2 separate regions of the Homo sapiens genome follow, and region 1 is linked to region 2. A link is an interaction called in ENCODE POLR2A ChIA-PET data of the cell type or tissue named here. Cell type or tissue: PC-9. All regions are shown on one strand.

Region 1 (5,000 bases), 290 kb after region 2:
GAGAGTGGAGGGTGGGAGGAGGGAGAGGATCAGGAAAAATAATGGGTACTAGGCTTAGTACCTGGGTGATGAAATAATCTGTCCAACAAACTCCTATTACATGAATTGACCTAAATAACAAACCTACACATGTACCCCTGAACTTAAAGTAAAAGTTAGAAAAAAAAAAAAACAGAAGAAAAAAAGTGTAATAAAAAAATTGTTTTTTTTTTTTTTTTGAGATGGAGTTTCACTTTCGTTGCCTAGGCTGGAGAGTAATGGCGCCATCTCGGCTCACTGCAACCTCCGCCTCAGCCTCCCAAAGTGCTGGAATTACAGGCATGACCCACCATGCCCAGCTAAAAATTTTAAAAACATAAAAATGAAAAAATCTAATAAACGAGTTATAGGAAAAGTGCTATAGGCATTCAGAGGATAAAAGATATTTCTGTCTGGAGAGGTGGGGATCTACAAAGGCTTCATAGAGAAAGAAAAACCTGACTTGTACTTGGGCCGTTGAGACAACATATAAATATACAGAGTGATCACCTGTGGTTGAATGAACAACATAGAATGGCCTCTACCCATATCTGTGTAGCAGGATTCACTACTGGACTCTGCACTGTGTTGACCACAGCAAAGCTGTAAAGAGCAAGCCTCTGTTGATGCTTCCTAACTATAACACATTGGAAACTCAACAATCATTGATATGAATTCCACAGGTATGTGGAAATTATTCATAAACAGTAAAATTGAAAACAAATGCTAGTGGTTTGTATTATGGCTCATTATATGTTCTATAACATCCACAGTTTACAAGGTATAACTATGTACCTAATAGATTATCAATAAAATTTCCCCTGAATGTATTAAAAGTTGGTCATTTAATTGGAGCTGGGGATATACACTGAGAATAAAGTGGCACTTGCCTAGCTTAGAACTAGCGTGCAAGAAAATTTAATTGTTGACTGTTTGTTGTGACAATGGGCTCCTTCAGAAACTGGGATTGCTGAGTCTTATGGGCCCATGCACTGGTGGCTAGGAGAAAGGTTAACTGGGGCCAGCTGTGGCTGCAGAATGCATGCGTTCACTTTAGAAGGCAAACGGCTCAGAGAGAACGCTCTTGGCTTCAAGTTGTTCTAGAAAGAAAAACTTATACTCTAAGAGATTGGATGATGTAAGAACCAAGAAAGAATCAGAATTAGCACTCGGTAAATCAGCATTATTAATTGTTATGGTACTTTGACATTATAATATCTGAAACACAACAACTGAAATCCCTGAAAGCCAAATTTGGTTTTATCATCATTTAAGAATTATAGAAGGCTAGATTTGGAAAGGGCCTTAGAGAGCTCTTAATCTAAACTCATTTTTTTCTAATATTACAGCAAACAGTTCCTCTGGATCTGAGGAGGCAAGCTGCCCAATGTAGGATAGTAAGTTGGTTTAAATAGAGATACAACATGTTCTTTTGGTATTTTATGTTTTTAAAAAACCACTTAAGTATTTTCTACTGATATTGAAACTTGCTTGCTATATTAACCAAATGCAAAGGAATGCTACACAGCTGGTAAAAGAAGAGAGAAGAAATAGCATGATGTTTCCATTCTCTTGCTCTTTTGGACCTGCCTCAAACCTTAGGACAAATTATTAGTTATTCACTTAGCAATTGCCTGTTGATGCTTACTATAACCAAGGTGATTTCAAAACACTAAATGGCCTTGAAGAACTCACAATACAGCAAACACATTACAGCATTACTGCCACTACTTTATGATTACTACTACTACTGCTAATATGAGATATGAAGTATTAGATACCTGAAGAGATATATAGGAAACTGGAGGAGGGTTACAATAACAATGGTTCAGCAGGGCGCGATGGCTCACGCCTCTAATCCCATCCCTTTGGGAGGCCAAGGTGGGTGGATCACCTGAGGTCAGGATTTCGAGACCAGCCTGGCCAACATGGTGAAACCCCATCTCTACTAAAAATACAAAAATTAGCTGGGCTTGGTGGTGGTGCTTGTAATCCCAGCTGCTTGGGAGGCTGAGGCAGGAGGATTGCTTGAACTCGGGAGGCGGAGGTTGCAGTGAGCCAAGGTCGCACCACTGCACTCCAGCCTGGGCGAACTAGCTCTCAGAAAAAAAAAAAAAAAACATAAACAAAAACAAAGGTTCCACTATCAGGGGAGCCTTCAGGGAGAAGGTGTTGCCTGAACTAGTTTTGAAGGACAGTAGGATTTGTATCACAGACATTTTAGGTAGGCCAGGAGTGGTGGATTTCCTAGCAATCAAAGATGTGGAGGTGGAAAAGCGTGAGGTAGGTCTGCCAGAACACAGAGGGCAGGAAGGGGAACAGGGAGAGAGAATGCTGGAAAGGATGACTTAGGGATTATATGCCATAGAGGTATTTATGATTTGTTTTCTTGCTTATGTATTCTCTTCATGATAGAAAACATTTTTAAAATATAAGTTTATCTTTATAATCCATAATAGGTGACTCATTCAATAAAACTTGAAAAAAATAGAGATTTCAAAACATAATACTTTTTATTACTTAATAACTTGCTCTACTTCTTTCCAGTATTTTTTTCACAGACGTGGATATCTAGATTAAAAAAAAAAAAACTGTTCTAATCATACTTGAGTTTCTCAAACCCATGTTAAATTTTCCATGAGAGATAGGTCCTTTAAGAGAAATTTATGTCCAATTACAGGATTAGTCTCCTAAGAGATAAAAAGGGTCAGTGAAAGAGATAAAAAGGAAGCTTTTTGCCAGAAGCTAGTGTGGGAGGGCACTAATCTCTTCCTGTTCTTGCAGAGACAGATTTGTTCAATCATGGGTGATCTTAATCGGTGAGCATGTTCCTTCAGTACTTCCTGATGAGGTGGTGGCTCTCTATTGACCATCAGAGTGGTTTGCCAATCATACACACCATCACTCACTTCCCCATTCTTTTTTTTTTTTAATTTTATTTATTTATTTTTTTGAGATGGAGTCTTGCTCTGTCTCCCAGGCTGGAGTACAGTGGTGCGATCTCAGCTCACTGCAACTTCTGCCTCCTGGGTTCAAGCAATTCTCCTGCCTCAGCCTCCCTAGTAGCTGGGACTACAGGCACACACCACCATCCCCAGCTGATATTTTGTATTTTTAGTAGAGACTTCCCAGGCTCAAGCAATATTCCTACCTCTTTGTATTTTTAGTCTCAACTCCTGACCTTGTGATCCACCTGCCTAGGTCTCCCAAAGTGCTGGGATTACAGGCGTGAGCCACCACGCCTGGCCCCCCATTCTTAAGTTCTTAATTTTGGTTCCATTCTTGGTCCATAGAATATGTCTTAACCCAGTGTTTCTCAGACTTTAGTATGTGTAGGAATTACCAGGAAATCTGGTTAAAGTGCAGATCCTGATTCAGCAGGTCTAGGGTAGGATGGAGATTTTGTCTTTTGTCTTCCTTCTTTTCTTTTCTTTCTTTTCTTTCCTTTCCTTTTCTTGCTTTCTTCCGACGGAGTTTCACTCTTGTTCTCCAGGCTGGAGTGCAGTGGTATGATCTCAGCTCACTGCTCAAGCAATTCTCCTGCCTCAGCCTCCCGAGTAGGTAGGATTACAGTTGCCTGCCACCATGCCTGGCTAATTTTTTTGTATTTTTAGTAGAGATGGGGTTTCACCATGTTGACCAGGCTGGTCTCGAACTCCTGGCCTCAGGTGATCCGCCCACCTCAGCCTCCCAAAGTGCTGGGATTACAGGCATGAGCCACTGCGCCCAGACTGATATTTTGTATTTCTAACAAGCTTCCGGGGGATGCTCTTGCTACTGGTCCAGGGACCACACTTTGAGAAGCAAGGCCTTAGGGTACTTTATTTTTCAAACCTAATCTGTCTTTTTGTTGCTTTCACACAAGCAAAACAAATTAACTTGTTCACAGCCTTTCTTCTGCAAATCTATATAGATATCCCTTTAATTACTTTTGGCAATTTATCATTGCCAAAAAAGCTAAAACCACAGGAATTTTTATTCCTTTCTAGGTAAACGGTTTCTACCATCTGGATGCTTGGATGCTTAAAGGACTTGTTGCTGTTTTTCTTTACTCCTGATGGGTATATGTATGAATAGCTTTTCTTTGATTGTGTTTTGAATACAGTGGACCTTTGCACTTGCGTACTTATGTAAAACTGCCGCTCAGGAGAGTCTCTTTAATTATGCCCTCAACCATTGTTTCCAAACAATTATCCTGCTTTCTTCCTAAGGGGCTTCAATCATTCTCAGGTTGGATCTCTGACCCCTGTCTTACATAGATCATTCTCTCTTTCTATTTAATCTCTTTGTGCTATCCTCTGTAAGCTAGAAGACATTCTCAAGTTTACCCTCTATATTGCAGACTAAATTTTCTCAGGTCATTTCTGCTTTTGGTTCTTTTCCCCAAAGTGAAAGTTAATTCTACTATTGCACTTTTATTTTCCTAAAGTACTTTTTTTCATTTTATTCATTTCCCATTTTAGTCTGAAATGTTGCCTGCTGTCTTTTCATGTCAAGCTTTCTTTTTATAATTCATGTTTTTGTTTCAAAAGGCAATGCCTTTAAGCTTTTAGAGAAAGAATGCCAAAACATTCTTTATTATTTTTCTTCTGGTTCCTCCAACAAATCTTTTCTAGAAGGTTGTTCTCCCTTTGTAGCTCCAGGATGATGTTCTCTTTTCCCTTGTTCTGTAAGTGTAATGGACATTTGTCATTATTTGCTCATCTCAGCATCTGTATCCCCTCCGCACACACCTTTCTATGTTTGGAGAATATTCCATTTTATGAAGCAAAGCTTGCCTTCCATATAGAAACTGAAAATACGAAAAACTCACTTTGTTTTTTTTTTTTTGTTTTCTGTTTTTTTTGAGACGGAATCTCGCTCTTTCACCCAGGCCGGACTGCAGTGGCACGATCTCGGCTCACTGCAAGCTCCACCTCCTGGGTTCACGCCATTCTCCTGCCTCAGCCCCCTGGAAAAACTCACTTTCTAAGTCTTCCTTG
Region 2 (5,000 bases):
TTCTTTAAGAACATTAAACTACTAATAATGCCAGCCTTTAATAGCCAATTAGTTGAAAATATTATGAATCTGTATCATATTTGTCACACAGATTATGTCTCAACCTACAAATACACAAATTTAAGAATAATATGAATTATTTCACTTTGCAAACTATCCCTCAACTGCCATAAGTAACATGGCAAATTCATGCTAACTGGTGACTACCTTCAGAGTCATGGATTACAACATAAAGAGAAGCAAGCAAATGGACACTCAGCACTACTTTGTTATCAAGAATCTATTACATTTATGCTGAGAGGAAGGATTTAACAAGTGAATTAATTGTTTTATTTCTCTTACCTAAGTGCTTTAACCATTCAAATATTTTTTTGTACTTCAAAGCATTATCCATCTCCAAGTCCGTAATTGTACAACTCCCATCTCCAAAGTCCATAATAGCACAACTCTCAAACATTCACAGCGTCTAGACACATTCGCCTTTTGTTTCAACGACACAGGGCAAAATATCTGTAGATCTGGGGGCCTCAACGGTTTTTGTCACAAAAACGGATGTTTGAGATTATGGGTCCAGCTACGCCAGCTATGAGTACTGGATCCTGAACGATAGACATGCCCACACCCTCTTTTTCAGGTTTATTTGCTATTTTGTCTGTGGTACATGGTGGCATTTACCTTCAGAAACAAAGTATGTGGCCCAAGGTAAGGGAGCCTCTTGCCCACATCTTAGTGCCACATTATCAAAAGACACATGATGTGTTAAGCTGGTAACAGGGCTAAAAAACGCCAATTGGAAGGTCTATCACATACGCAATTTACAAAACACTTCCGTGTGCTATGAATCAGGTGTTGTGTAACACGGCAAATTTATGCTAACTGGTGACTTGCATGGTGTTGCCCTTGATTTACCTCCCCAAGAAAACCCAATAAGGAAGGCATGATTACCCTGCAATCTCATTTTACAAAGGCAAACTGAGGCTTTGGAGGAGTTCAGTCACTGGCTCAATATAACATTGCTGATAACAGGCAGAGGCAAGGTTCAAACCAGGGGTGTCTGAAGCCAGTCAAAACCGGGACTCTGAAGCCAAAGCCCTTTGTGTAACCACTCTACAGTTCCACTTCACTTGGATGGCTGAGCTGTGGGTGGGAGAGTCTCTGGGTCCCCGGAGTCAGTCATCTGAGTGTGTGCTCTTCCTGGGAAGAGGCTGATGCTGAAAGCTACCTTATTTAATGGCTGAGAAAAGTAGAACTGATGGTTGAGGAGAGGAGACCTGAGAGTGTGTCCCCAGCAGGAAGACAACTGGAGGAAGTGTTGCTGCCGCCACTGCCTTATAGATTTACTCTCATCTCCTGTGCCCCAGAATCTCCAGTGGTGCCCTGATGCCATCAGGGCAGGCCATATTCCAGGCATCTTGTTAAGGACACCCTTGATTTTGCCCCTATCAACATATTCAGCCATATCTCTTCATTCCCACCTACCCCAGCATAGCCCCAATTTTAGTATCAATGAACTCCACATTCTCAGAAAGCAATATGCTCTTTCATCCTTCCTGCCTTTGAATATGCTCTTCCTCTGCCTAGAATGACCTCTTTGCTCCTCTTGTCTGGAGAAACCTCACTCATCCTTAAAGTTATAATTCAAATGTCACCTCCTTTGTCACTTGTTCCTAGAGTCCTCCAGGGAGTTGGTCACTTCCTTCTCTGAGATCTCTAGAACTTTGTTCGGACCTCAGTTAGAGACTTGTCATCCCAGCAAAACTATGATATTTGCCCATATGGCCACTTTCTCACTAGACAGTAAGCTCCTCCCGGACAGACAGGGGCTATTTCATATTGCTCTCTGCTTCCTCTCAGCCCCATCCTATGTTCCAAGCACAATCCCTAAAACATAGCAGGCTCTTAATAACTGTGGAATGTTGAGCGAATAAACAAATAAAAGCCAAGAGAAGATGACCTTGAGGCTTGGTTTCCTGGGAGGAGACTCCGCCTTTCGTACCCACAGACTCCTTTGAGCAATATCCCATCCATGGCATTGAGCCACCATCTGGGGCCATTGCACCAGTAGAAGCTCAGGGTGGGGCTGGTGTGAAAACAAACAGGCAAGACAACAACAAGGGTGTGTTGAAACCTTTAAACGTTCTATTCCTTGGTGTTCAAACTTGCCAAGCATACTAGGTCAGGTGGGTTCTTATTCCAGTACTCTGAGAGAATTGATCATAGGCACTAAGCTTTCACATTGGGTCAAGGAGCAAGGGAGAAACAAAGGAGATGTGAAATTGGCTTCCTTGTTCTGCTTTTCTCTTTGTGTGTGTATTTGTCTTTCCAAACAGAAGAAACCCTGACCTTCCCCTGCTTTAATTACCTAATTATTTTGACACCTTGGGCTGTTGCATCACCCCCACACAGTGTTTTGTCAAGGACACCACATTGGGTGTATCTAGGCTTAGGGAGAAGCAATTGACAAGAAACAAGTTCTGACAGCCAGGGAAATGTTGGGCAGAGGAAGAGATCTAGGGGAAGGAGGAGAGGGGTGGGGGAAGGAAGAAAGAGGAAACGTTTGGTATGCTGGGAAATGAGTATCTTGGGGAAGGTGGCAGCAAGGTTGGCAAAATTGGGTGTCTCTGCTTGGAAGGTTTCCCAGATTGGGTTTCAGGGAAGATTGTGTCCAAGCCAGAAAACTAGTGTGCTATAGGTCCCTAAAAAGGATGAAATACAGGAACTCAGGCTGTCATTCCAGGGACTACATCTAACTGAGAAAATTTCTTCACCCTGGACCTCGGTTTCCTCTCCTTAGAAACAAGGCAAGGCTTAGTATTTTTCTCCCAAGCACAAAAATGTTTTTACTCAAATAGTTTGGAGATATACACGGAAGAAATAATCAAAACAGTCATAAAGTCCTTCACAAACCATATTCTTCAAACAGTTAACGCTGAGGATTCTGAAAACTAACATGGGCAAGCTGAATATTTGTCAAAATTGTGAAACACGGCCCCAGCAAAGCACAGAAAGCTCTTCAATTCTAACCTCCAAGTATTGTGTATGGAGGAACCAAAAAAGCAGATGATACAGAGAAGCTGAAAGCCCGAAGGTCTGGAAACCTAAGGACAAAGCAGTGTGGTTCAGTGGTATGGTCCTGGGCTGAGACTCAGGAGACCTGGGTTTTAGACCAACTCAGCATTTACAACTTTACATCTGCCAGTCTAGATCTGTCATCTGCACAATAAAAGAATGAATCTCTGTGGGGTTCACACTCTTCAGGGTAGGAGTGAGGGGTTGTGCAGCAAGGTACCGAAGGCCACAGTTAAGTATGATGAATCTTCCTAGAACATCAATTTTACCTGGTGGCAAACACTTTAAGGCATTATTTTTCATTCAAAAATGAATTCACTTCCTCAACCAATAAGTATTGAGCAATGCTCTATGCCAGATGCTCTTTTAATATGAAAGTAAACATGGATATTTTATTATGGTTAATATCAATAATTTATATGAACTAAGGCAGACAAGGGTCTCTCAAATTATTTTTCATATGCAGTGATACTTCTTGTTGTGCCCATTTACTCTCACTTCCAATCAAATCATACTTTGTCCTCTTTTGGCCCTGGATACACTCCAATGGATAGGAGTGCAAGTGGTCTCACTATCCCTTCCAGCAGACAGAGCTTATACTGTCAGGGCCACATGAAATTAAGCAAATCTTTGTTGTGACAACAGGCTGAATTTTTATATCTACCAGACAAAAGTAAGGAAAGGGACCTAACTTTTAATACACATCACAAACTGCATACAGGTAATAAATGTATCAGCCTTTTTAAAGCAATTTTATGTGATCTACACAATCATCAACCTGTAAGTAAGTATCTTTGCATCCATTTGAAAACTCAGAAGACCAAGCAGAGGTACAAAGAGGTTTTGAGATTTGTCCAAAGTCTCACTGTCAATAACTGAGAGAGACAAGATGTCATGCTGCCTTGATCTGGCTCCAAAGCCAATCCCCTTCTCACTCTGACGCCATCCTCAGAAGATGGTGGTGATGGTGTCACTTTTTCCCTTGATATCTCTCTCTGTCTCACAGCACAACATCATAGTGTAAACTCAAGTGCTAAGGACACAGTATTAGAGAGCAAGTGCACCTGCCTCAATTGATCCATAGGGCCACAGAATATCAGGGTTGAACAGGATTGTAGAGATTGCCCACTATCTTTGTTTGCATAGATGAACCTGGGACCTAGGCTATCAAAAGAACATTCGTAAAAAGAGGTTCTGATGTTGGCAAGACCTTATATCAAGGCCCAGCACTGCCAAGTATCTCCGGGACTCCAGAGTCCTTTAACCTCCCCAAGACTCATTTTCCTTCTCTGGAAAATGGGAACAAAATGGGGAAATACTGCTGCATGCAGAGGTTTATTGTGAAGCCTATATAAAACCATGTACAGGAAGGATTTTCTAAACTCTAAAGTGCCACATACACATGTCTATGACTCATATAAGGTCTCCTAGCACAGACCCAGTACTTAGATACTGGCATCCTGACTTCTAGTTAAATATTCTTTCCATTACCGCACAGTGCTAGAGATCCTTTGCTTTGCTTCAGGGAGCTGCAGCCACTGCACTGTCATGCAGGACAGACTCTCAACCACTTCACAAAGGAGTAGATGAGTGTGCACTTTTTCCTTTAAGGCAAGGCTGTCTAATGGTATGCACTTTCATAAACAAAGAAAATGGAGCAAGCAGCTCATGGTCTATTACCACCCCAAGATGCTCCCTGGAGGAGGAAAGCACACCACATTACAAACAGCATTGAGTGCCTGTAGTGAGCCGGGCACTGTACTGAGGCCAGTAAAGTCCAAGGTCCCTGCCCTCCAGGAGCAAGCCCAGGCACAGGGAGTTTCTGAAGAGAAGTGAATCATTCAGGGATGGTCCCTTTGGTATGACATGCACCAGGGCCAAGTTTAAATTACTAAAACTTCAAACCTGTAAACAGTGGGAACGTCTAGTTC

Evidence for each region. ChIA-PET counts read pairs that join two places held together with the same protein. Peaks named below come from ENCODE experiments on the same cell type or tissue, not always from the same donor. Only the 100,000 strongest peaks of a DNase experiment are listed, where the experiment ranks them.
Region 1: POLR2A ChIA-PET joins it to region 2 with 8 read pairs; 2 of 35 experiments call an interaction of 5 or more read pairs at or near these places.

What each region holds. Positions count from the first base shown.
Region 1 is chr3:188,134,467-188,139,466 of GRCh38, forward strand. No RefSeq gene overlaps it. Among named protein-coding and RNA genes, the nearest start is that of LPP-AS2, 17 kb to the right of the region's middle. In PC-9, no CTCF peak of the experiment used is centred here; a DNase peak (open chromatin) is centred at 2,825.
Region 2 is chr3:187,848,376-187,853,375 of GRCh38, forward strand. All of the region lies in intron 2 of LOC105374264 (a long non-coding RNA gene), which reads right to left. Among named protein-coding and RNA genes, the nearest start is that of BCL6, 110 kb to the left of the region's middle. In PC-9, no CTCF peak of the experiment used is centred here; a DNase peak (open chromatin) is centred at 2,156; H3K27ac peaks cover 2,017 bases.